Regions from separate parts of the Mus musculus genome. Here all the other regions are linked to region 3. The links are chromatin loops, found by intact Hi-C in ENCODE. Cell type or tissue: heart. All regions are shown on one strand. Links, peaks and the distances in the headings refer to the core of each region. The heading gives the core; the rest is flanking DNA. Region 1 overlaps Stim2 (stromal interaction molecule 2). Region 2 holds the start of Gm30601 (a long non-coding RNA gene). Region 3 holds the start of Gm40305 (a long non-coding RNA gene).

Region 1 (2,500 bases), core at 1-2,500, 180 kb before region 3:
AGTTTCTAAATCACATTATGTTAAGCCCCTAAGTGGTGAGAGTGTGATAGAAGGGGATAGGGAAGACAGAGGGAAGCAGAGTGGGACAACAAACCTTGTAAGAGCCTCAGGATAAAACAGATGAGGGAAGCAGGCTGCACATTTGCATTACATATCCCCAAACTATTGATGAAGTGAGTTTAGGAACAGTGCAGTATTGTTTCGTATTCATCCAGGCTACAGAACTAATCATGCCAAGTGTGAGTGAGGAGACAGAAGCAGGACTCATAAACACTGAGTATGCAAACAAACAAAACCCCTTTGAAGGCAATTTGGCCATGAGATCCTTGCCTAATGATCAAAAATCATTCAAAGGGTCCAGAGAAATTCTTAGAGCTGTGCATAATGTATAACATAACAATTTGTGTTTCTACTATTGTTTTTAAAAGAAAAATATACAAGGAATCTCAGTGGGAAAGGAGAGAGCCCATGTTACTAAGTATATAAACAAGCTTCGGTTGTCTCATGTTAAACAATCACAGTAAATCTAACTTGGATAAGCACAGAAAAGCTCTGAAGCACATTTTGAGCAAAGAAGTTGAAAAATGATATCTATAATTTGATGATACTTATGTAGGTGGTGTAAGTATGCAGCAATGGTATATATTAGATATTACATATGTAGAGGAAGCATGTTCTAATGGGCTTTAGAAAAGCACAACTTTAGAAGAGGGAAAGAGAGATGATATGGTTCATTTCAGAAAAACAAGTAAGACAACCTGTTTACTTTTGTAGTGGATGGGCACAGGCTTCAGTGACCTTAAGAATGTTCAAAGGGCTTTATGAGAAGTTTGGAATACATTACTACTACATTCTACTCTGAAAGGATTTAGCAGATACTTAAAACCTGGGGAAGGAGGAGTAATTCCATCCTCTATTCATCAACTAACAGTTTCTGGGGTTTCTTCATGTAAAACTACAGACAGTCTTATTATGTGTATTAGACTCTCTTCCTTTGCGATTTACCTTCAATAAGTGTGCTTACTGGGCATTGTTTCAAGCATAAGGAACACATAGCCAATAAAGAGATCCTTAAATGAAGCACCTTCATCCTACCATAGTACACTTCAGGCTAACAGCCTTTGTTTTATAAAGTTCAGGACTTACAAAGCAAAATGGAGCACCCTACGTGGCCACTAGGTGGAGGCACAGCTCTCCAATTCTATGAGCGATCAGATTAATTTCTAAAACTTCCTATAACATTTCAAACCAGCTCTTGTACTTTTTCACACTTACAAGTATAAATGTCTATGTATATTACCACAGTTATTTAAAACATATGCCAATTATTCACATTTAGTGTATCTTCTTTTAATGGATCAAAAAAAAGTAAATAAAAATAAAGTTTTGCCATTTCCAAACTCCCAAAAGTGCTTCTAAAAAGGCAAGAAAAAGATTTAACTAAAGAAATTGATCTTCCTCAAGCACAATTATGATTCTCAACAATTACATATTTTAAAGAAAAACTATTTTTAAAAGGCTTAGTTTTCAAATAAATATGCACTTATGATTTCAGTGTTATATAAGAGCACATATATAAGCCAATAAGCAAATAGACAAATTCAAATTGCAAGCCAGCTTGAATACAGACGCAACTCAACCATCACCAGCTCATAGTCCAGACAAGGAGACAAATGAGGTCTCCTGCTTCCAGTGTTCCCCAAACTTACAAGCCAATGCTCTCCCTGGGAGAGTTACTGCCTCCTCACCCCACTATGCCAGTAACAGACTCAAAGCCAGGGAAAAGACAAAAGCGGTCCCACTGACCGGGAGTTATCTGTCAGATTAAGAGCTGGATTTGATCACAACTCTCTTGTATAATCAGAACTGTTCTAACAGTCTCAGGAAAGCTGCAACATTGAACAGAAAAGGCCAAACTGGAAATTCTCAGATAAGATGGCTTGACTGTCATCAAAATCTAATAGTTTGAGATGTCAGTCAACCAAGAACTAAGCTAACAGAGTTAGTTCTCCACTCTTCAGAGCTTCATTCTATTGACATGATAAAAAAAAGAAGTCCTAAGTATTGGAAAAATAGACCAGGCAAGCGGTAATAAGGGTAAAGAATAATTTCTAATATAAAAACCTGTAAACTGAAAACATCTGTAACTGCAGAAAGTCAGGAGTTCAAGCATTCAAATTTTATCTTACCAAGATTGTTCTCTACAAAGTAAAACACAAAAGCAGAGCACGCAACACTACGCAATATTAACACACACAAAAGCAGAGCACGCAACACTACGCAATATTAACACACAAATATTAATAACAAATATTAATACAAAAGCTCCCTTCCGAAGGACTCACATTCTAGAAAAACATTACGCTGGCGTACAAGTACAGTCCTAATACTCAGAAGGCTAAGGCAGGAGGCTAGCCTGAGCTACACAGCAAGGCTCATCTTAAAACAACTAGCACATCTTACGTGCATGCATATATGTTTGATACATACACATATACAG
Region 2 (10,641 bases), core at 1,055-3,554, 67 kb before region 3:
TCATCGCCATTTTACATGTGACGAAACCCAAGCGCTGAAATGTTAAAATAGCTTAACCAACCCACCGGCCCATAGCTAATAAATGGACATGGCCCGATTTATCAACTACTGAATGGAAATGTTCGAATAATGTGCTCTAGCTTCTTACTATTTTCCATGCTGACACTGAAGGCAGTCACTGCCACTCATCTGCCAAACCACCACTTCTATAGACTGCCAGCTGAACAGGTTGCCCCAACTACAACATAGACTTGACCATTTTGCTTATCTGCAATGAAGCAGTTTTGTGGATGCTCTTGCAATTCTGCTCCAGATCCAATTGATCTAAAAGGGGAAAAGAACCGGAATCTATTTCTTCAAGTAGATGCTACCATTGCAATGGGACTATGTTGTTGTTATTGTTGTTGGCTGTTTTTTTATTTTGTTTCAATTGTGGTAGGAGTCCTCAGGATGTGACCCAGGTAAATGGCACTCAGAGGCAAGCTACATACCTCAGAGACCCATATCAAAGCATTTCTTCAGAAAACCTTTGAAATGTAAAAGGAGGTGTTGAACACACACACATATTTAAGAACTCGAAGCTAGGATTGTTAAGAACATAGGTCTGACTACTGTTGGATTTTGTTGTTGGCTTGCAGTTTAGATCAGTTTGTTCCAGAAGTCAAGAAGTCAAATACATAACAATTCCTTAGGAAGCTTGACCAAAAGAATGTCGGGTAGTGGAAGAGGAAGATGCACACTGCAGAAAAGAATCAGGAATAATAACAAGGCTAATCAACCACAATTATTTCTTGACATACTTCTTAGGGGCATTATGTTGGAGGGTGGGGCCGTTCCTTACCGGGCAACAGTAAGTTTCTATTTTGCTTGCTGAAAGGCAGTGAAGCCTTGTGTTTGCTGAGTAGACAGAACTGCTAGGCACCGGATAACCAGGAAGTAAATAAGTTCCTTTCCTACTCTACAGGAGGCATCATTTAATTCATCAGTATTTACTGAACATCTCATATACGCCGAGCAAAGTATTATACGGTGGGGTATTATATTCAGCAGACTAAGAAACACTTGGAAATGTCAAATAAGTCAGAACTTGAAGCTCTAAAATTGCTAACAGTCCTTTCCTAGGGAACTTTACCATCTTGGACAGGAGATACAATTTTTGTCTATTACCTTATAGATTCTTACACGGTTCTGACTCGGAATTAGTTCCTAACGTGGGTAGTACAAACTATGTTACAGCAATAACAATATAAAACCAGGAAAAACTAGCAATCCACTGGGCCCGAGCTTCTTTAAACAAAGATGGCATACGATTTCTTTCAAACACAGGGCACACTGAGACCCGATAATGGATTTGGAATCATAAATGTTTATTTCTCTCTAGTGGGACCACAGGTAAGGAACCAGCATTCACCATAGCGGCCTCTCTCAGATAGACACGGGCTAGAATAAACCCTCTATTTTATAGATCTGTTTTATGGGTACCGATGTTTCTGGCTGCGCAGCCGTGGTGCACACTGTTACTCAGGGGCACATTGTTCCGGTGCATCATAGCATAGGCCTAGGGAACAGGCAAGAGCAAGTCCATTACTTTGAAAAAAAAAAAAAAAAAACCCATCCGTAGAATTAGATCGAGAATTACACTTGCAAAGTGTACACATAAACACAAGACTTGAGGCGGTGATAATCACGTCCTCTGCCCAGGTTCCCTTTCCTTTCCCTGGTAACCTAGAGCTTCCTGCCTGGTGCTTCTCTTGCCAAATTCCATCAAAATCTTCCTGGAACCCCTTTCCCTTGTTGGCCACCCTACTCCTACAGCCCAGCCCCCTCCTTTAAAGTCCAAACCTCACAACTTGCCGTGTATCTTCAGAATGTGTTCTCGGTCTTATTTTAACACAGTCTTGACTTCGTGTCTGATGGGCAGCTTTGAACTTTGTTATCAGACCAACCTCGTAGAAACCTCAACTCCGGCTCTTCTGTGTGACGCGTAGGCAAGTTAATTAGGAACCCAATTATACCTGCACCACAGAATTATTGGTGGAGTGGAAAAAATAGTAACAAAGAAAGCCTTCCCTGGGTCCCTGGCACCCAGGTGCTTTGTACTTAGTGACTCTGGCCTCAGGCTCTGGGCGTGTATGCTAAAGGTGCTCCTAGGTTAGGATTAAACGCATCTCACTTTGCCTAGGCTTTTCGATTCTGCAGATGAACCCAACTCTCAGTGCACACCCAAAGCAAAAGAACTGCACTGGCTCCTCCCCATCTCTGGAGCAAACCCTCACCATCCTCTATCCTTGCTCCCCCACGGCCCACACAGCCTGCCTCAGGTTCCAACTAGGAGAACCGGATCTCCGCTTGCGAGCTCAGGAGCCTCCCCGTAGCAGCGCGCATGCCCACGGACTCTGGCGGCCGCCACAGGTGCGCGACTCTGGCACAGAGCGCGCCCGGGTTCCGTGGGCGGACCGTCCGCGCGCGCCCGACACCCGGGTGATGACATCACCGCGTGGGCGGGCGCAGTAGCTCTAGGAGGGAGCGCTGTGGGCGTGAGGCGGGATGAAAGTATCACCCAGGGGAATTCCGACTGAGGTCGCGCCTGCCCACAGCTTCCCCAGCCTGACTGTGACCCCAAGGAGTGGGGGGTTCTTGCCACATCAGGGTAGAGGAGCACCGTGGACAACTGCTCTTTGCTTGCCCTTCTTAGATAGCTTCTGGGGAAATGCAAGAAAGAGTCCTCTTTGGGGAAACCGGGTTATGAACTGGACCACTTTCATAGCTTCCCAGGAAATTAAGGTCCTGAGAACTTTGAAATACTCAAAGTAATAACAGCTAATAGGGTTTCAAGGTAGAAGCAATGAAAGTTAGCAAATATGAGTATAGTCTTCAAGTCGTGGAGTACATTAAAGCACTAAAAGGGCTGGGGCCGGGGGTGAGGGGGGGGGGGCGGAAGAGTAGTGAAAGTTGTTCACTTGTAAGCCACTTGCTACCTCAATCCAGTATGAAAAGGTTATGCCTCACCCAGTTTACTGAGGGTGCGAAAACCTGTGCATCTTTCTCTGGGGAGCAGAGAAAGGAAGCTTTTCTAGAGCCAGCCCACAAAAGAAAGTCAAATCTACCCACCAAAGCCAAGTGGATCAGTGTTTTGTGACTAATCAAAGTCAGTGTCCTCTGTTACTGGTTAATTTGAAGTGTTGTGGGAGAGATGTTGATATCTCTGATAAGTGCTAATGCCTGTGGTAGGAACGGTATTGGCATTTCCTGTATGAGTGAAACTGGATGAAGAGAAAAGTAAAAATGTCATAGCTGAAAATTACCAGATTCAAATAATGGTGCAAACTAGAATGCCAGCGCTTCAGACGGTGGGTGGGGCAATTATGCAAGAGATAACACATGGCTTGCACTCTCACAAGTGTATCTGATAGCAGGTGAGACCGGAAAAAGTAACTGATGAGGTGCAAAAATATTTATGTAAAATGCAAGGAGCCATGCTTCTGGGTGCAGCTGTCGGCGCACACCAAGAATACAGGAATGGGAGGTAGAGAGTGAAGATTGAGAAATCCAAGGTCAATGTAGGCTACACGAAAGACACACAGAGACAGAGAGAGAAAAAGACAAGAGACAGACACACAGAGAGACCAAGCATCTAATTCACAGGCTGATTCTTAATTTGCATAAAAGGCTGAGAAGATTGGAGTGATAAAATGTAAACATTGGTCAAAGAATCCTGTGAGTCGAGGGTACAAATCATGTTCCTAGCATGAGGGCTGGAGAAGTAACTGAGTGGTAGAGTTTGTATTTCTCACGCACAGGCTCTGGTTTCAATCCCCCACGACATACACACACATACACTGAGTTTCTAATGCACCAAAATTTGTTCAAGAAAAAAATTAGTCAAGTCACAGGCTACAAAACAACATATCAAAATTAAAACAACAAAGTATTGATTAATAAATTAAGGGAACAACCCCATTTTAATGGCACCAAGAATTAAATAGAATATTTACTAGTAACCAAGGATATGAAAGACCTCTACACTGCAAACTATTTAATGCTTCTTAAACAACATATGAGGACACAGTTAAGTGGAAAGACCGCCTGTGCGGTGAGAAGGCTAAAATATTGCCACACTCCACAGAGATCTACAGACTTACTGCAATTGTTACCAAAGTTCCAGCATTTTTTTTTCTCAAAAACAGAAAAAACAATTCTAAAATTTGTATGGAACCAAGACAGAAGCCAAATGGCTAAAGCAACCTTGTGCAAAAAGAGCAAATCTAAAACCAAAGCCTTCCTTGATTATAATATGTATTTGAAAACTCATGTGATCAAAATGCATAATGCTGCCATCAAAACAGGCATATTAACCCAGGGGGACCGACAGGAAGCCTAGAAGTAAATCCAACTGGTGATTGTCAATGGATTGCCAGCAAGTATCGGGAACACACAAATCGGGGGAGAATGATCGGCTTAATTGGTGGTGTTGAAAATGTGGATTTCCACGGGCAGAAGAACGAAAGTAGCCCATTATCTCACATCAAAATGAAACTCACCTCAAAGTGGATAAAAGCCAGGCTGAAGAGATGGCTAATGGTTAATATACTGCTTTAAGATCTGGCTCCCAGCACCCATGTGGCAGGTTATAATCACGTGTAACTCCAGTTCCAGAGGATCGGATCGCCCTCTCTGTCCTCTGCAGTCATCTGTACACATATAGTACACATGAACTCATACAAGTATACACACATACACATAAAAATAATAAAACTTTAATGGCCAAAGATTCAAAATGAAAATAAAGATGGCATAAGACTGAAAAGAGGCAGAAAAGGGGCTAACCACAATTTGCAACAAAGACCACCAGTGTTTCCAGGAAGGAAACACTGTGTTTTGAAACAACACAAAAGGTTGGGAGAAATATGAAGTTCCCAGAAACCATCATCTAAACACTCCTAAAGGAGTCACAAATCCCCCACACTCTCCATTTCCTTCTACTTTTCTCTCCTGGCACCAGGGAAGCCAGATCCCAGAGCAGTCGCAACATTAGCCATGCATGAGCTGAGCCAGCAAGTGAATGGGAGCCAACACGCCTCCCCAGCTGTCCACCTGCAGCCTGCCGCTTCCCAGCACAGCCTACCACTTTTGTAACAAAAAGTATAGCTCAGGGGAAAATGACTAGAGATCTAAAACATAGGAAAGGCGTCATTAGGACATGTCCCAAAGTGACACGATGAACCTGGAACTCATAGAGTGTTACAACATTCTGGCCACGGTCACCAGAGAGATCCTAAAGTTCAACGAGCCTTGCTCCAAACATAACAGAAGCCTTGATTTCTATGTCATGACCTAAGATTCCCAAGCGTTAATGGTAGCTTCAAGGGGGCTGGAGAGATGGTTCAGAGGTTAAGAGCACTGACTGCTCTTCCAGAGGTCCCGAGTTCAATTCCCAGCAACCACATGATGGCTCACAACCATCTGTAATGTTACCCAATACCCTCTTCTGGTGTGTCTGAAGATAGTTACAGTGTACTCATATACATAAAGTAAATAAATTAATTAAAACAACAACAACAACAAAGTAGGGCTGGAGAGATGGCTCAGCGGTTAAGAGCACTGACTGCTCTTCCAGAGATCCCGAGTTCAATTCCCAGCAACCACATGGTGGCTCACAACCATCTGTAATAAGATCTGGTTCCCTCTTCTAGTGTGTCTGAAGACAGGACCAATGAACTCACATATATACAATAAATAAATTTTTAAAAAGTAGCAACAAATAGAGAGCAAATGAAGAGAGGCACAAAGACATAATTCAACATGTTGATAATTGGGTAACCATAAACTTAAAAGGACATATAGGAGGAAAGATCTGTTTGGCCCATGATTCCAGAAGTTTCTGTCCATGGTAAGCTGTTTCCATGTTTTCTGGGCTCATGGTAAGGTTATGGTGACTCAGCACAGAAGCAGAGAGAATGGCTCAGACCAAAGATATAACTTTCAAGGCCATGACCTACTTCCTCTAGGTAGAGCCTACCCCTTAAAGTTTCTATCACATCCCCAAATAGTGCCAAAAGCTGGAGAAAAATTCTTCAACACACAAGTCTATTGGAGATATTTCATATTTAAAGCAAAACATTTCAATCCTGGTCCTTAAAACACTATCCCTGTGTAGACTAGTTTTCTATAAACTTGACATGAGTTAGAGTCAGATCTGAGGGTGGGGGGGGGTACCTCAATTTTAAAAATGATTCCATAAAATCAGGCTATAGGACATTTCTTAATTAGTGACTGATGTGGGAGGGCCAATGTGGGTAGGGTCTTCCTGGGTTGATGATCCTGGGTTCTGTAAGAAATTAGGTTGAGTAAGCCATGAGAAGAAAGCCCCCTCCATGGCTTCTGCATCAGCTCCTTGCCTACAGGTTCCTGTGTTGTTTGAGTTTCTGTTCTGACTTCTTCCAATGATGAGCAGTGCTGAGGCTAAAATACCCTTTCCTCTCCAAGTGGCTCTTGGCCATGCTGTTTCATTATAGCAATAGTAACCCTAAGGCAATCTCTCAATGCATTTAATCTGCTTCCAAGACTTCAGAGTCTCAAAAGTTTCACCATTTGTCAAAATCTCAGTCCAAATAATCCAATTTTTAAAATGCGGTACAGAGCTAAACAGAATTCTCAACAAAGGAATCTCAAATGGATGAGAATCACCTAAAGAAATGTTCAGCATCTTTAGTCATCAGGGAAATGCAAATTAAAACAACTCTGAGATCCACCTTACACCCATCAGAATGGCTAAGATAAAAAAAAAAAAACACGCAAGGGACAACACATGCTATGAGGATGTTGAGCAAGGGGAACACTCCTCCAAGGCTGGTGGGAGTGCAAACATGTACAACCACTCTGGAAATCAATTTGACAGTTCTCAGAAGATTGGGAATAGTTCTACCTGAAGATCTAGGCTATATCACTCCTGTGTATATATCCCCCAAAAAAATGCTCTACCATTCCACAAGGACACTCAACTATGTTCATAGCAGCTTCATTCATAATAGCCAGAAACTGGAAACAACCTATGTAGCGGTGAATAGTTAATCTGCTTTGGCTTCTGGTGGGTTGCTCATGCACACACCTGTCCAAGAGCTCTGTATTTATGAATAAAAGACATACACACACACACACATACACACACACACACTCACACACACACACTCACACACACACACACACTCTCACACACACACTCACACACACACACACTCACACACACACACACTCACACACACACACTCACACACACACACACTCTCACACACACACACACTCACACACACACACTCTCACACACACACACACACTCACACACACACTCACACACACTCACACACACACACACACACACACACACACACACACACACATACACACCAGCTAATTTTGATATGCCTTGACTAGCTCAATGGCTGGACACTTCTAAACCTTCCCATGGCTAGCACACATTCCCCTCAAGTATTCCTGGTTTAATACTGTCTAAATCTATATTTTTATCTTTGCTGCTCCATTACCTTCTGGGCAGCCCCCACCCCCATAGGGCCACTTCCCCTTTCCACCTGTATGTTTTCTCTCCTGCATCTCTTAAATCTCATCCCTCTGCCTCCAAGTCATGGCGATTCTCCTCCTCTTCTTCCTCTCTCCTTGGTCCTTTGCCTGGGCAATCTAAAAATCCCACCTCTGTTTCCTTGCCCAGCAATTGGCTGAACAGCAAATCTTTATTACCAACCCAAGAAGCCAGCTGGGGGGCAGGGGCCCTCAGTGTCTGGAAGCCTAGCTTTGGGAGCCAAATTAAGACAAAGCATCAGAACCAATTCCCAACAAACCTATACATCCCTTAATTGAAGAATAGATACAGAAAATGAGGTTCATTTACACAATGGGATACTACTCAGCCATTTAAAAACAAGTACATCATGAATTTCGCAGGCAAACTAGAAAATAATATCCTGAATGAGGTAACCCAGACCCAAAAGGACATGCATGGTCCTTGGAGGGCTCGCAGAGACTGAATTACCAACCCAAGAGTGAGCATGGACTGGACCTAGGTCCCCTGCATGTATGTAGCAGATGAGCAGCTTGGTCTTCATGAGGGTCCCCCAACAACTGGAACAGGGACTGTCCCTGAGACTGTTGCATGTCTGCTTGTAGATCCCACACCCCTAAATGGACCACACTCTGGTCTCAGTGGGAAAGGATGTGCCTAGTCCCATAGCAACTTGAGGTATGAGTGGGGATGTCAGTTGGGGGTGATACCCAGAGTGGGGCTTCTCTTTCTCAAAAGAAAAAAGAAGGGGAAGGTGGAATGGGGGACTTGTGTGAGGGGGTACTGGGAGGACAGGAAGAACTGATAATTAGGTTGTAAAGTGAATAAATACATTTTTTTAAAAAAAGAAAATGTGCTCTGAGAATGAAGGCAAACTTATGGAATGTTTCTGTAAATGCAAAGGAAGATTGCATACTTCAGACATACAGTGGTGGAATAGGGTCCATGTTCCCATTACAGAGGAGAGGAATTAGAGAGAAAGAATGGGACCAAAATATGATCAAAACCTAGGACAAACCTTGGTATTTAGTAGCCTGATATGAGCCCCTACAGGGTTGGAAAATGCCCCCCACCCACATCCTCTCCACTCCTATGTTACACCTCCTTTGCACTAACTCCACTAGTTGTATGTAGTTTACTATGGTAAACATTTCATATTCCTGGTATTTCCACTCTTCTGGAGTCTTGTTTCTTAGAGTTCATTCTCATGGCTTTAAGAACCACCTTTCAGGGACTTTCTGCAGAAAGGTCTGGCCTGCCAGGTTTTCCTTTGAAATTTTGGTCGATGCTTCCATAACCCTATAACCAACATTGCATAGGCAATACCAAGGCCTAACCACAGTCTGAATAAATGAATTTAAAATGGGGGGCGGGGGTGCTGTACAAAATGAGATATCCACAGAGAAAGGACTCCAACAAACAAACTGTTCTAGAAGAAAGATATAGAAGCTGTGTTCAGGAGCACTGTGGAAGGGCGTTTGAGGGAAAGGAGAGTGGGTGATCCCGGAGAAGCAATGGAGCTCATAAGAATCGAGGTCTCCTAGGGGGTAAGTACTTCTTCCAGTGACATAGCTTGGAAAGCACTGAGGAGAGTGACATGACAGGTGTTTTTCTATAATCAAAATTCTTACTCCACAGCAGGAGTTAGGACAGACAGACAGACAGAGGCTACTTAATATACCACCAGGGACAGCTTTGGGTCTCGATTCATGACAGAAGTAATAATGACAAATGGTGGCACCTCTGGGAAACGTTAAAGATAAAATGAAGAAGGCATGGGGACCAAGTGAATATGATGTGTGACAGAAAAAAGTAAAATGTAATTCTGTGTCATAAAGGGCTAGCCGAGTTGTCATTCGCCAGGAAAGACCACAAGAAGAGCAAGTTGAGAACCAGGGCAGGTGGTAGAAGAAGACTGCTCACTCAATTCGAGATACATGCAATTTGAGACACCCAAAGGAAACCACATGGACACTCAGACACCCAGGCCTAGAGTTCAGAGGAAAAGGCCAGGCTGGAGATTTAAATTTAGGAGTCCATTAGCATACAGATTGTATTTAAAGCCGTGAGATTATTCATACTTGTCCCAAACATACCCTCCCTGTCTTGTTCTCTGTCCACTGAACAGGTGCAAATGAAACAAACAGTACTTATCCCAGCAAGGAACAAATTTATAGGCTTCACTATTCATAGAAGCATCATTAAATAAATATTTAAGGAACAGGAAAGACAGCCTAGTTAACTTAAAACAATCCAGAGTAAGTTTATTAAGAGAAATCAAGTAGCTTGTACTAAAGAGTGAGACATTGAGAAGAATGTCTAATAATAAGTAGAAAAGTTTGGAATAAGTTAACTTTAGAATCAGTCCATTTTCCACTGACCATAAATTAAATATTCTAGTCTTCTAGAACTATGATTCTTAGTCAGGAAAGAGTTGGTGAAAGAATAAGTAGGTTATAGGTAGCTGGATACACAGACAGACAGACAGATGAGAGAGACAGAGACAGAGATTATAGATACACAGGCAGACACCCTAATAAAATTGGCTTCCATGATTATGGAGGCCAAAAAGTCCAATGACTTGCCTAATCTGCTAGCTAGAGAGAGACCCAAGGAAGCTTTCAGTGTGGCTCAGTCCAAGTTTGAGGGCATCTGAGTCCAGCAAGATGATAGTGTATCTTAACCTGAAGTCTGAGAACCTTGGGACTGAGCAAGCCAGTCTGAGTCCAAAGGTTGGACAATCAAGAATTCTGACATTGGAAGTTCCAGATTCCAAGAAGGATTCAGCAAGTCACCTCTCTGCCACTTTAGGTGTGCTTGCCACTGTTTGGTGGCTCTTTCCTAGTAGGATACTGGCTTACCTGCCAAACTTGCAGAAACGCCCATACAGGCACACCTGGAAATTCAGAAGATTTTACCAGCTACCCAGGGATCTCTTATTCCAGTCAAACTGGCACTTAGAAATTACCTTCATAGATTACAGTAAATCCATTGTCTTATAATACTGGGGGCTGCAGGTTCAGAATGTGGAGGCTATAAGTTCAAAATCAAAAAAGGTAGAATCATTG
Region 3 (10,641 bases), core at 4,319-6,818:
CATCTGAGAACTTGCTAGAGTTTGAACTTTCTAAAGGAGAAAGATAAGATTGTTCGTTATTGTTGCAGCGTCACCTTCTTCGTGGGTCTCTTTTCCTGGAAAGGCAGGAGGCTACATGAATCTAGTCAGGCCTGGCCTGCGTTGAGGAGAGGGAGCATCAGTCGAACAGCTGTGCTGTGGGCTGGAGGCCAAGAAAGCTCGGGCAACCGACAGGCTTGATCTAAACTCAGCTTCTCAGACAAGGCCTACATATCCTGTCCAGTGTTTGCAGGGAAATGGGACAAACACAGAATTTCTTCCTGCAGATTAATTTTTACTAAATGATTAGCAGGAATCAGATTACTCACAAATTAAGACAGTCCTCAGAACAAAAAGAACACACACTTATAGAAAATGTACTATCATGTCTGGCAGTTTTTGTCAATACATGTGATTATGATACACGTTTTCTTGCTTGAAGGAAACACCCTATTGGCCCAGTGTTTCTTTCCAGCCATGCCTTGGTGAGTTGATTTTATTATAGTATCCCTCATGGAACAGGTTGTGTCTGAGTTTTCTGTCTCCACTTCTCCTTATCCTGATCTTTCTCCAGCCCACTCATGTCAGTCTTGGCTTCTATTTTCTCTGGTTAAGTGTCTAGAAGATTCCATGTTTCTAATTCCAGTGGTCCATTTTCAGCCCTCAGTTGGCTGTTGACCTCTTCTGGAAGCACTTTTCTTCACTTGGCTCCCAGAACCCTACATTCTGCCAGGTATCCCTCCCAGTAGCCACCCCTTCTCTGGTTGGTCTCTTTTGTGTGTCCTTCTCATCTTCCAGACCCGTTACTATGGGGAGGAATTGCTTTTCTGATGTCTGTACTATCCATGTGTTCTGACCTATGATCCCAAATAGCTTCCCAACTTGAAATTCCATCTATATGCGGACATCTTCCAAATTTATTTCTCTGCCTGGACCTTTCCCCTGAATTCTCATTGCATACTTGTATCCCCATTTGGATGGGGAACATGCATCTCAGACTTAAGACCCAGAAAGGAGACTCACCCTCCCTTGGTAAGCCCGCTTCTGCTCTGTCTCATTAAGTCACAACAAGGCTTTCATATTTTTAGGCTTCAACCTATGGAGTCATTTTTTATTTCTATTTTACTCTTGAGCTCCCACCTCCAATCAGCCTCAAAATTTTCTGGCTCTATCCTCAAATATATGCAGGATTTGCACTCATGCCACCCTCAGTCTGGCCCACATCACCGTACTCTATCATCTCTTGCCAAGATTCCTGTCTTGGTCTCCTGGCTTTGTGCTTGGCCTGTGTTTGGCTGTCCTCCACCTAGCAACCGGTATGATTCTTTCGATATGTATGTCAGGTCCTCCATGACTTTCTCCTTGCTCAAAGTCAAAGGTAACCTCCCTCTGAAGCTCCCAAAGGCCTCACTCTGTGTTCCTCCTAACTTCTCGTCTGCCTGCCCCATCACTTTCTCTAGCCTTGGCATAAATGCTACTTTTCCATGAGTCTTCACCACCTGGCTTAAAATGCCCTCTTCCAATTGCATTCTAAAGCCACTACACTCCCCTGACCTGCTTTCCACTTATATTTATCACATTTAATATGCCATGACTTCACTTACCTATTCTCTAGTTTCTTTCATCAAAATGTAAGCTCCAGAGAGATTTGTTACCTGCTTTATTCACTACATTATTTCATAGTCCATAGCAAGTACCCATAAAAATATGGTACTCTAAGGAGCTGAGACCATCAGTAAAGAATGAATGTCACTGGCTTGTTCTGCTCTGCCATTTGGACCCTTTTCTAGAATAGCCTGGGATTCTCTGAGAAGCAGGGAGTGTGGCAAGAGGAAAGTGATAATAAAGAAGGACCTGGGGATGTACTAGGGAGCAAGGAGGACATGTGGGAGGTTGGACACATCTTCCTGGTGAGGAAGAAAAGACTAGATGACTCCGGGACTACTCTTTGTTCATGGGGACAAAAAGATGATACTACAAGGGAACCCCAGCATCTGCTGCAGAAGCATCACTCTCCAGAAGTCCAGCTTCCTGTGCTCACTCATCCCCACATAGGCAAGTATGTCGATGATTATTTAGGAGAAAAAAAGAGAAATTATTTCTGCATAAACACTATATTTGGTTGAGAATGAATGTTCTATCTGCCTCTTCTAAAAGTAGATCTCTCTGAAGGAACTTGCTTTTCTGTAAGGACCATGAAACTATATTAACAAATAATACTAATTCATGAATGAGCCAACATACTTTTCTATAACTTCATCTTTTGTTCCCAAATGTAAACTTTACAGCTATATACATATTTAATGTGTATTAAATATGTATACACACAGACACAAACACAGAGTGATTTATGAAATAAGACTGTGGGCAACTATCTTCGCAAACTCTCTATCTCTCTCTATTTTGGTCTTTCTCATTTTATTTATCTAGCCATACTTCACAATAACACATCTACATATAGAACACTTATTTATGCCCCAGGAATTGTTCTAGAGGCATTCCTATGTTAATTTATTTAAGACTACCAACAACCTTTTAAGGCATGATATCCTTTATAAAAATTCACCCTAAATGCTAAGCCTTTTAACGTAATACTTTTTTGTTTTTATTTTATTAATTTGTTTTTAACGTTTTTGTTTGTTTGTTTTTTAGTAGGTGTTCAGTGGAAATGTTTGGCAGTCAGCTTTCCATGTGACAGCTTGGGCCTAGGCTCTTTCACATTATGGTAGCTCCATCCCTTTCCAAGGCTCCCTGGGTCGGACACACCCTTGACCAGCAGGTGGTAGAGAGAGTGGAGGATCACATTCCATTGGCAAGAGAATCTATCTACACAGCAACCTTAACTGTAAGGAAAGCCGGACTGGGAGGACCCAGTGTGGTGGTGTGGCATGAATGTCCTAATTATCACTTGCCAGTCTCTGCCAATGGCAGATTCTTAGTGTTCACGCATAGGAAAACCAAAGTACAGAAGAGTGAGAAACTTGCCTAAAAGTTTGTCAGTGATGCGTCAGTGAGCTGGGTCCCGGCCCAAGAAGTCAGTCTCCATACGGGCCTCTGTCATTAGAGCTAGGGTAAGAATTCAGCCAATCATTTTAAGATGACAACTGGTCATCCAAATGAACGAGAGGGAGACCCCAAACTCTTGTTCCAGTTTATTTTCTTGATGCTCTTTTTCAAGTAGGCAGCCACCTGGGCCAGAGCTTGCCAATTCTCCCCACATTGACAGTGTCAGATAATTAAGCACCAGCTTTAGCAATCATGCATATCACCAAGAGATGTCCCTTTAATCTGGAGCTGTCCTGACAGGTAGGTGGGGCCTATGCAGAGGGAGGTTAGCTAGAAGGAGGGTGGGGCTCATGGCAAGAAGTCATGATCAGAATGTGTCTCGTGGGGTCAGGGGAGTAGAAGAACCCGGGACTCTCCTCTGGCGTGGACAGGGTATGTGCTGGTGGACAAATCACTGTGAGGAGTATATTGTGGGCAAAATGAGAAGTTGAGACTAGGTCAACAAATACTCAAGGTTCTTAAAACAATGTGTCTGATTGAAAAGGCGGAACCTGGCTGAGCATAGTGGAACATGGCTTTATTCCCAGGAGAGGTAGAGGCAGGTGCATCTCTGAGTTCAAGGCTAGCCTGGTCTACAGAGCAAGTTCCAGGACAGCCAGGGCTACACAAAGAAACCCTACTGGAGGAGGAGGAGGGAGAGGAAGAGGAGGAGGAGGAGGAAGAGGAGGAAGAGGAGAGAAAATAAGAAAGAAGGGCAGGTCTTCTTCCCTCCCACAAAATGGATTAATTGGCTCAAATCTTTAGAGCTTCCCTGAAGGGTATCCATGCTCTGCCCACTCAGGCTTTGTGAACAGTGAGCACTTTCACTTCTAAGGTGCTTGCTTCTCAAAGGCAGTGATCACCTGCCCTAGACTCTGCTGCCTCCTACAGAACGGAACTTCCGGGCATGCTCTAGGTCTTGTGCCAGCCTCCTTGCAGTCGCTGGCCCCGAAACCCTTGGCCCTGAGGAGCCTCCAAGCACCTGGAACCGTGCCCCCAGATGGACAGCCACAAAGTGCTCTGGAGCCCTGTGAGAGGGTGAGTTGGGACACAGCAGGGTGTTCTTCTGATTCAAACTAGATTGGAGGCTTTGCTTCCCTTCCTACCAGCTAATCTTTAAAACTCATGGGCGCCAGGCATGGTGGCAAGTGCCTGTAATCTTAGCACTTGAGAGGCTATGGCATGAGGGCGGTCATGAGTTCGAGTTAGTCTTAGACCACACGGGGAGATCCAGGCTAGTTGGGTCATGAGAGTAGACCTTGTCTTAAAAAAAAAAAAAAAAAGTGGAATGAAAACAAAACAAAAACTGTCAACTACACTTACTTCCTGTCATCTGAGAGCTTCTGTCTGTGGCAGCCTTATAGCTGCTCCCTGGGGATGGAAGAGAGCTCACGGCCGGCCGGGATCCTGCAGCTGTTGTGGACACAGGAAGTCGGGGTTACTTATAAAAGGTAAAGAACTATAAATAGTTAACAACAGAACTTCCCAGTTCAGTTCAGAGGAAGTCCGGATGTTGGCAAACTCAGAAGAAAGGGTGTTGCCTGCAGAAGAACGGGGCCCTGGGAGCCTTCCTAGTTCCCTCTGAACCTTCCAGAAATCTCTGCTGAGATCCAGGGAAACTCCTTGGCATGGTTACTGTTCAGGCTCTGATTCGCCCATCGAGCCCCATGACTCTGTAGCAGCCCCAAGTAACTCACAAGCCTCCAACGCTCTAGGCGCTGGTTCTCCTGCATCAGAAACCACCCTGTTCCTTCCTCCTCTTCCAACTCAGTCTGCTCCTTTCTTGAGCCTGGCTCGCATCCCAGGAATACCTGTAGGATTTTCTAGACACCACTTATACACACAAAAAGCTGTTCTCTTTGCTGAGGGCTTACCACCTGCCTGGTACTCTACAGGCCTCGGGGGCGATTCCGGCAACAAACATGCCAGGCAAGTAATGTCATACCTGTTTTAGAGTTGGACTGGTTGGTTTTGGAGCAGTATATAAATCTTCTGATGTCACCTCACTAAGAAATAAAAGACTAGCAAATCTTATCTAGACTCAAAGTACATTATCTTGTACTCATGTACAACTTATAACCTCTCTACCCATCTGCCCACCCAACTCAGAAGGCAATTCACTCATCCCTGTGTCCTGCTCCCATACTCATATGCCGCAAGACAGCATTTGCCATCTTCCCAAGTCCTGTGTCCCTCAGAGTTTGAGGCTCTGCTCTGTCGCCCCAGTGTGGTGCTTCTGGAGTAGGTCTTGCCCTTGAGCTATGCAGGGAGCCTCAAACAGGCATCACCTGCCAAGCTTGGCTGTTCCCATGCTTTGCGGAGATAGAACACTTAAAACTGAATGACAACTGAATACCCACTCTTTGGGTATAAATGATGTTAAGTTACATGGATAGTCGTGTTCCTAGGGTCCAGGAGGCAATGCCATTGGTCAACCAGGCCTAGGTAAGTCCATTCAAGAGTTATCAAGAGGTGGTAAGTCCCTTGCCAGAGTCCTGAGCCAATGTCCTCCTGGACTCAAATGAAGCCCAGTTTAACTTTAAAAACTTTTAAGACTGCTGTCAAAAGGCCCTGCCACATAAACACCAAAAGTTACCCTTGAGATTTCAATCACAGGAAATGTACTGCTCCGGCTTCCTAAGCAGACATAATTCGTTTTTCTTTCCATCCTGCCGGCTGCCTGGTTGTATAACAATGAGAGTTCCCGGTGCCTAGAACTCAAACCCAAATCAAGGCTGGCAACATCCTAAGTGTCATCTTTAGAACCCTCCCTCTTCCCCCCGCCCCACTTCCAGACCCAGGTGCTGTGAGGTACAGACAGAGGAAGTGAGTAGAGCATGCGCTGTCTGGACCCAAGTCTGTGCCTAGTCCCACAGTCTGGCAGTGGTACCAGGAGTCACGTGTGCACATGCACACTCCAAGTCTGGCGTGGGAAAGCTTGTCTCCACTACACCCCCGCCATAGTGTAGGCACATTCTCTCTCTGGTGCTGGCCATAGTTTCTGTATCTCTCTGTCTCTGCCTCTGTCTCTGTTTCTCTGTCTCTCTATCTCTCTGTATTGTATCATTGTAGTATGATTGTGTTAGTGTTTCCTTCAGAAGACAGAAGTCGAGAGAGTGGGTTGGCCATTATCATGGGAGCGATGGTTAACATTTTTAACTGATAAGTGTCACAGATGGTGTGCTATCTATCTATGGCTGCAGCTGGATTACTCCGTCCACACAATTCTGACGTAGAGGCTCCTCTAGTTCACAGGGACTGTGTTATGTTTTAAAGACATAACACAGTTATGCACAGTTTAGTGAGTCGTTTACTATTGTTGACTCTAGTGTAATTTGTTAGAAATATTTGGCCAGCTTGTTTTCTCCTTTTAGTGCAGAAGAATTTGTGTGTCTGAAAAACAAAACAAAACAAAACAAAACAGAACAGAAAAACAAAAAACTATGTGAACTTCATTTCAGTATCACTAATTCTAGGTCGAAGAATAGCTATGGAGAATCAGAGGCGGAAGGGGAGCCAGCCGTGGGTTTTAAATGGCTTCCAATAGGATGTGTGAAGGTGGGTGGACCTTGCACTGTGATCCTCAGCTTTGCTGTCTAGGGGAGTGACAATTCTTTTCTCTTGGTGGTGTTGGGAGCACCACGGAGGATCTGGGTGCAGTCCTCAGCCAGGCATGTGCCATGGAGTGGTGTGCAGTGACTCGGGGCCATTGTTACAATTACCCTCACGGCCAATATTTAGTACTAGCAAGGTCACCTGAATCTACATCTAGGCGTTTTTGATTCTCTAAAAATAATTTCCCAATGTTCTCCAATGCAAAGGACTGCCTCTCCTCTCACAAATACGAACACAAACTTTTTACATAAGAGAGTTACAAAGATCCCAGCACATGTGGTGGTCCTCCTGTCTGCAGCTCCCCCACCTATTGGTAGCTTTGACATTGTATTGCCAGTCTCCACACTTGGAGTTAGAAAGCATACCCACTTGATTTATCAGAGATGACAAGCTTTCCACAAAAGGGACTTGTCTGCACATTGCCTCTCTTTAAACGTTTACCTTGGTGTGAGACATGCTAAGCTGTTTGGGTACTCCCGCCCTACGTACAGAGACCATTTCTCAGGGCTTCATCCCGAAACCCTTGTAGTGGCTGACAGTGATCTGCAGCTAAAGTCAATCACTCCTCATGTCTTAATTAGATCTCCAAATAGAAAATCGCCTCGTGAGATTCTCTGTTCAAAATACAAAGTGATAACATAAGCAGGCTTCATTCCTTCTTGGATCTGTGCCAGTTTTCCACAGTCTGACCCGCAGTTGACACCAGTGGACCAAGACCTTTCTTCAAAGGCGGGTATATATTTTTATAACGTAGATGCACAAGATGATGACAGAGGATTATCTTCGGTCATTAAAGATGTTGGAACATTCTTGCATACAGACGGCAAAACTAGCCCCGTGGTTACTTCAGAGCCATGTGTGAGGCTGACATATCTTTTATGGTCACATGGCAGGGACTCCAATTGTAGGATTAGAGGCACCTGTGAGCTTTAGGGTAGCTATTTAAAAGCACAGTGGTTACATGGCTAGCACGTTCTACAGTCAGCTCCATTCTGCACTACACTGGAGATATATACAAACTCTCCTTCTTCAGGGTAAGCTAGCTTTCAGAATATGCTGTTTTGACCTTCTGGTTGTTTTATGAGAAAAACAAAACAAAACCCCAATGGTATTCTTAATCCACATAATTTTTTTCTTCCAGAATATAAGTAAATAAATGTTCAGTTATAAGAAACACTGGCATAGCCACAAGGCGCCAGTGTCAAAAGCTTCATGTTGAAGCTTTTGATTTAAGCTTTTTCCCTTACACAGATTGGGCAATGAAACAAAATCAGAGGCAGATTTAAAACTGTGAAAATTTCCTGAACAGAACACCAATGGCTTATGCGCTCAGATCAAGAATTGACAAATGGGACCTCATAAAATTGCAAAGCTTCTGTAAGGCAAAGGACACTGTCAATAGGACAAAACAGCAACCAACAGATTAGGAAAAGATCTTTACCAACCCTACATCTGATAGAGGGCTAATATCCAATATATACCAAGAGCTCAAGAAGTTAGATTCCAGAGAACCAAATAACCCTATTTAAAAAATGGGGTACAGAGCCAAATAAAGAATTCTCAACTGAGGAATATCAAATGGTTGAGAAACACCTAAAGAAATGTTCAGCATCCTTAGTCATCAGGGAAATGCAAATCAAAAACACCCCTGAGATTCTACCTCACACCAGTCAGAATGGCTAAGATCAAAAGCTCAGGTGATACTGGCGATGATGTGGAGAAGGAGGAATACTACTCCATTGCTGATGGGATTGCAAACTGGTACAACCACTCTGGAAAACAGTCTTGCGGTTCCTCAGAAAATTGGATACAGTACTACCTGAGGACCCAGCAATACCACTCCTGGGCATACACCCAGAAGATGCTCCAACATATAACATGGACACATGCTCCACTATGTTCATTGCAGCCTTATTTATAATAGCCAGAAGCTGGAAAGAACACAGATGTCCTTCAAGAGAGGAATGGATACCGAAAATGTGATGCATTTGCACAATGGAATACTACTCAGCTATTAAAAACAATGACTTCATGAAATTCTTTGGCAAATGGATCGAACTAGAAAATATCATCCTGAGTGAGATAACCCAATAACAAAAGAACACACATGGTATGCACTCACTGATAAATGGATATTAACCCAAAAGCTCAGAATACCCAAGATAACAATTCACAGACCACATGAAGCTCAAGAAGGAAGACCAAAGTGTGGATACTTCAGTCCTTCTTAGAAGGGGGAACAAAATACCCACGGGAGGAGATACAAAGTAAGGAGCAGAGACTGAAGGAAAGGCCATCCAGAGACTGCCCCACCTGGGGACCCATCGAACATACAAGTACCAAATCCAGACTCTATTGCGGATGGCAAGAAGTGCTTGCTGACAGAAACCTGATATAACTGTCTCCTGAGAGGCTCTGCCAGTGCCTGACAAATACAGAGGTGAATGCTGGCAGCCAACCATTGGACTGAGCATGGGATCCCCAATGGAGGAGTTAGAGAAAGGACTGAGGAGCCGAAGGGGTTTACAGCCCCATAGGAGGAACAACAATATCAACCAACCAGACCCTCTAACCCCCATAGCTCCCAGGGACTAAACCACCAATCAAAGAGTACACACGAAGGGACCCATGGCTCCAGTCACATATGTTACAGAGGATGGCCTTGTGGGACATCAATGGGAGAAGAGGCCCTCGGTCCTGGGAAGGCTCGATGCCCCAATGTAGGGGAATGCCAGGACAGAGAGATGGGTGTGGGTGGAGAAGCACCCTCAGAGAAGCAGGGGGAGGGGATATGGGATATGGGGTTTTCAGAGGGGAAACCAGGAAAGGGGATAACATTTGAAATGTAGATAAATAAAATATTGTAAACAAACAAACACTGGCATTCCCCTTACACAGATTGGGCAATGAAAAAAAAAATCAAAGAGACAGATTTAAAACTGTGCCTGTCCATCGCAGAAGAGGAGAAGTCTAGTTTTGATGCTTGACTGTCCATTTTTCACAGGTGCACCTAGTTCCCGAGGCAGAGGCCTGCCTATGTACAGGATGTCTTGGGTCAGTGCCACCTCTGGTCACAAGTGAGAGAGACCTGGACACTGTTTGCTTTCTCTGCCATCTCCAGGCAGTTGGGAGCTGTCTCTGGGCCCTGCTCTGCCCTCTGGAGTCTCCTTCACAGTAAAGCATTTTATACCATCTGTGAACTCTCTACATCCGTGTGGTGCACATGTGGCATTGCCAGTCTGGTTATCTAAATAAAATTTGGGGGTTCACAGAGGCATGGCCAATAATTTTCACGTCTTTGTGTATATTGACATCATATGCATAAGCAGAAAAATGGTACAAAGAAATAATTAAAATAGCAGTTTTCTTTGAGTGAGAGGATAGGGTTTATTTTTCTTCTTCCCTGTATTTTCTAAAATTTATGTTAAAGATGTCTATTTTTATAACAGAGATAAACTGAGTGAAAATGTTCTCTATTTCAAGGTAAGATAAACAAACGCTCAAATAATTTTGGCTCTTTTTGTTAGATTTACTCCTGAATTATAAACTTAAAACAAAAGTATCCCGTCATGGTGTTCTTCCTCTCTTAAAAAAAAAAAAGAAAACAAACATAAGCCTTCCCTTCCCCCTCTCCCAAGCCTGAGTGCACGGAGCTAAGTTTCACTGTTCGAGAGTTTTAATCTAATCTTTGAAACTATTTGGATAAAAGTCAGCATTGGAAAACATATTTCTGCCTTAAAAAAAATAATAAATCCTTATCCCCAGGACTCAGAGGCTAAGCTGAATTACCCAGTCCCAGAAACATTTTAAAAAGTTAATTAAAAACGCATTAGGCGCAGCACTATAGGCATGGATGTGGTTGTCTGCTATCTTGAGATTTTTTTTGCCCCAGGGGTAAGTGAGGTTTTATAGACTTCCTTTTAGGTAGATTGGGGTACGGAAGAGGCAACTGTGTGTGTGTGT

The links. A loop is a pair of places that touch in the nucleus more often than their neighbours do. Peaks named below come from ENCODE experiments on the same cell type or tissue, not always from the same donor. Only the 100,000 strongest peaks of a DNase experiment are listed, where the experiment ranks them.
Region 1: it touches region 3 in a loop (4-fold over the local background); 8 of 42 quality-filtered maps call a loop at or near these places.
Region 2: a loop joins it to region 3, with 4 times the contacts of the local background. A loop is called at or near these places in 9 of 42 quality-filtered maps.

The regions. Positions count from the first base shown.
Region 1 is chr5:54,112,155-54,114,654 of GRCm38, reverse strand. The region is part of intron 10 of Stim2 (stromal interaction molecule 2); the gene reads right to left. Among named protein-coding and RNA genes, the nearest start is that of Stim2, 110 kb to the right of the region's middle. In heart, for the core only: a CTCF peak has its summit at 1,171 (motif pointing right); no DNase peak of the experiment used is centred there.
Region 2 is chr5:53,987,319-53,997,959 of GRCm38, reverse strand. Gm30601 (a long non-coding RNA gene) reads right to left here and starts at 2,709. Exons shown (of 2, transcript XR_376962.2): 1 at 1,843-2,709; 2 at 1,347-1,558. In heart, for the core only: no CTCF peak of the experiment used is centred there; a DNase peak (open chromatin) is centred at 2,499; H3K4me3 peaks cover 1,284 bases; H3K27ac peaks cover 958 bases.
Region 3 is chr5:53,923,371-53,934,011 of GRCm38, reverse strand. It overlaps Gm40305 (a long non-coding RNA gene), which reads right to left and starts at 6,431. Exons shown (of 3, transcript XR_868426.1): 1 at 4,387-6,431. In heart, for the core only: a CTCF peak has its summit at 5,282; a DNase peak (open chromatin) is centred at 4,631; H3K27me3 peaks cover 737 bases.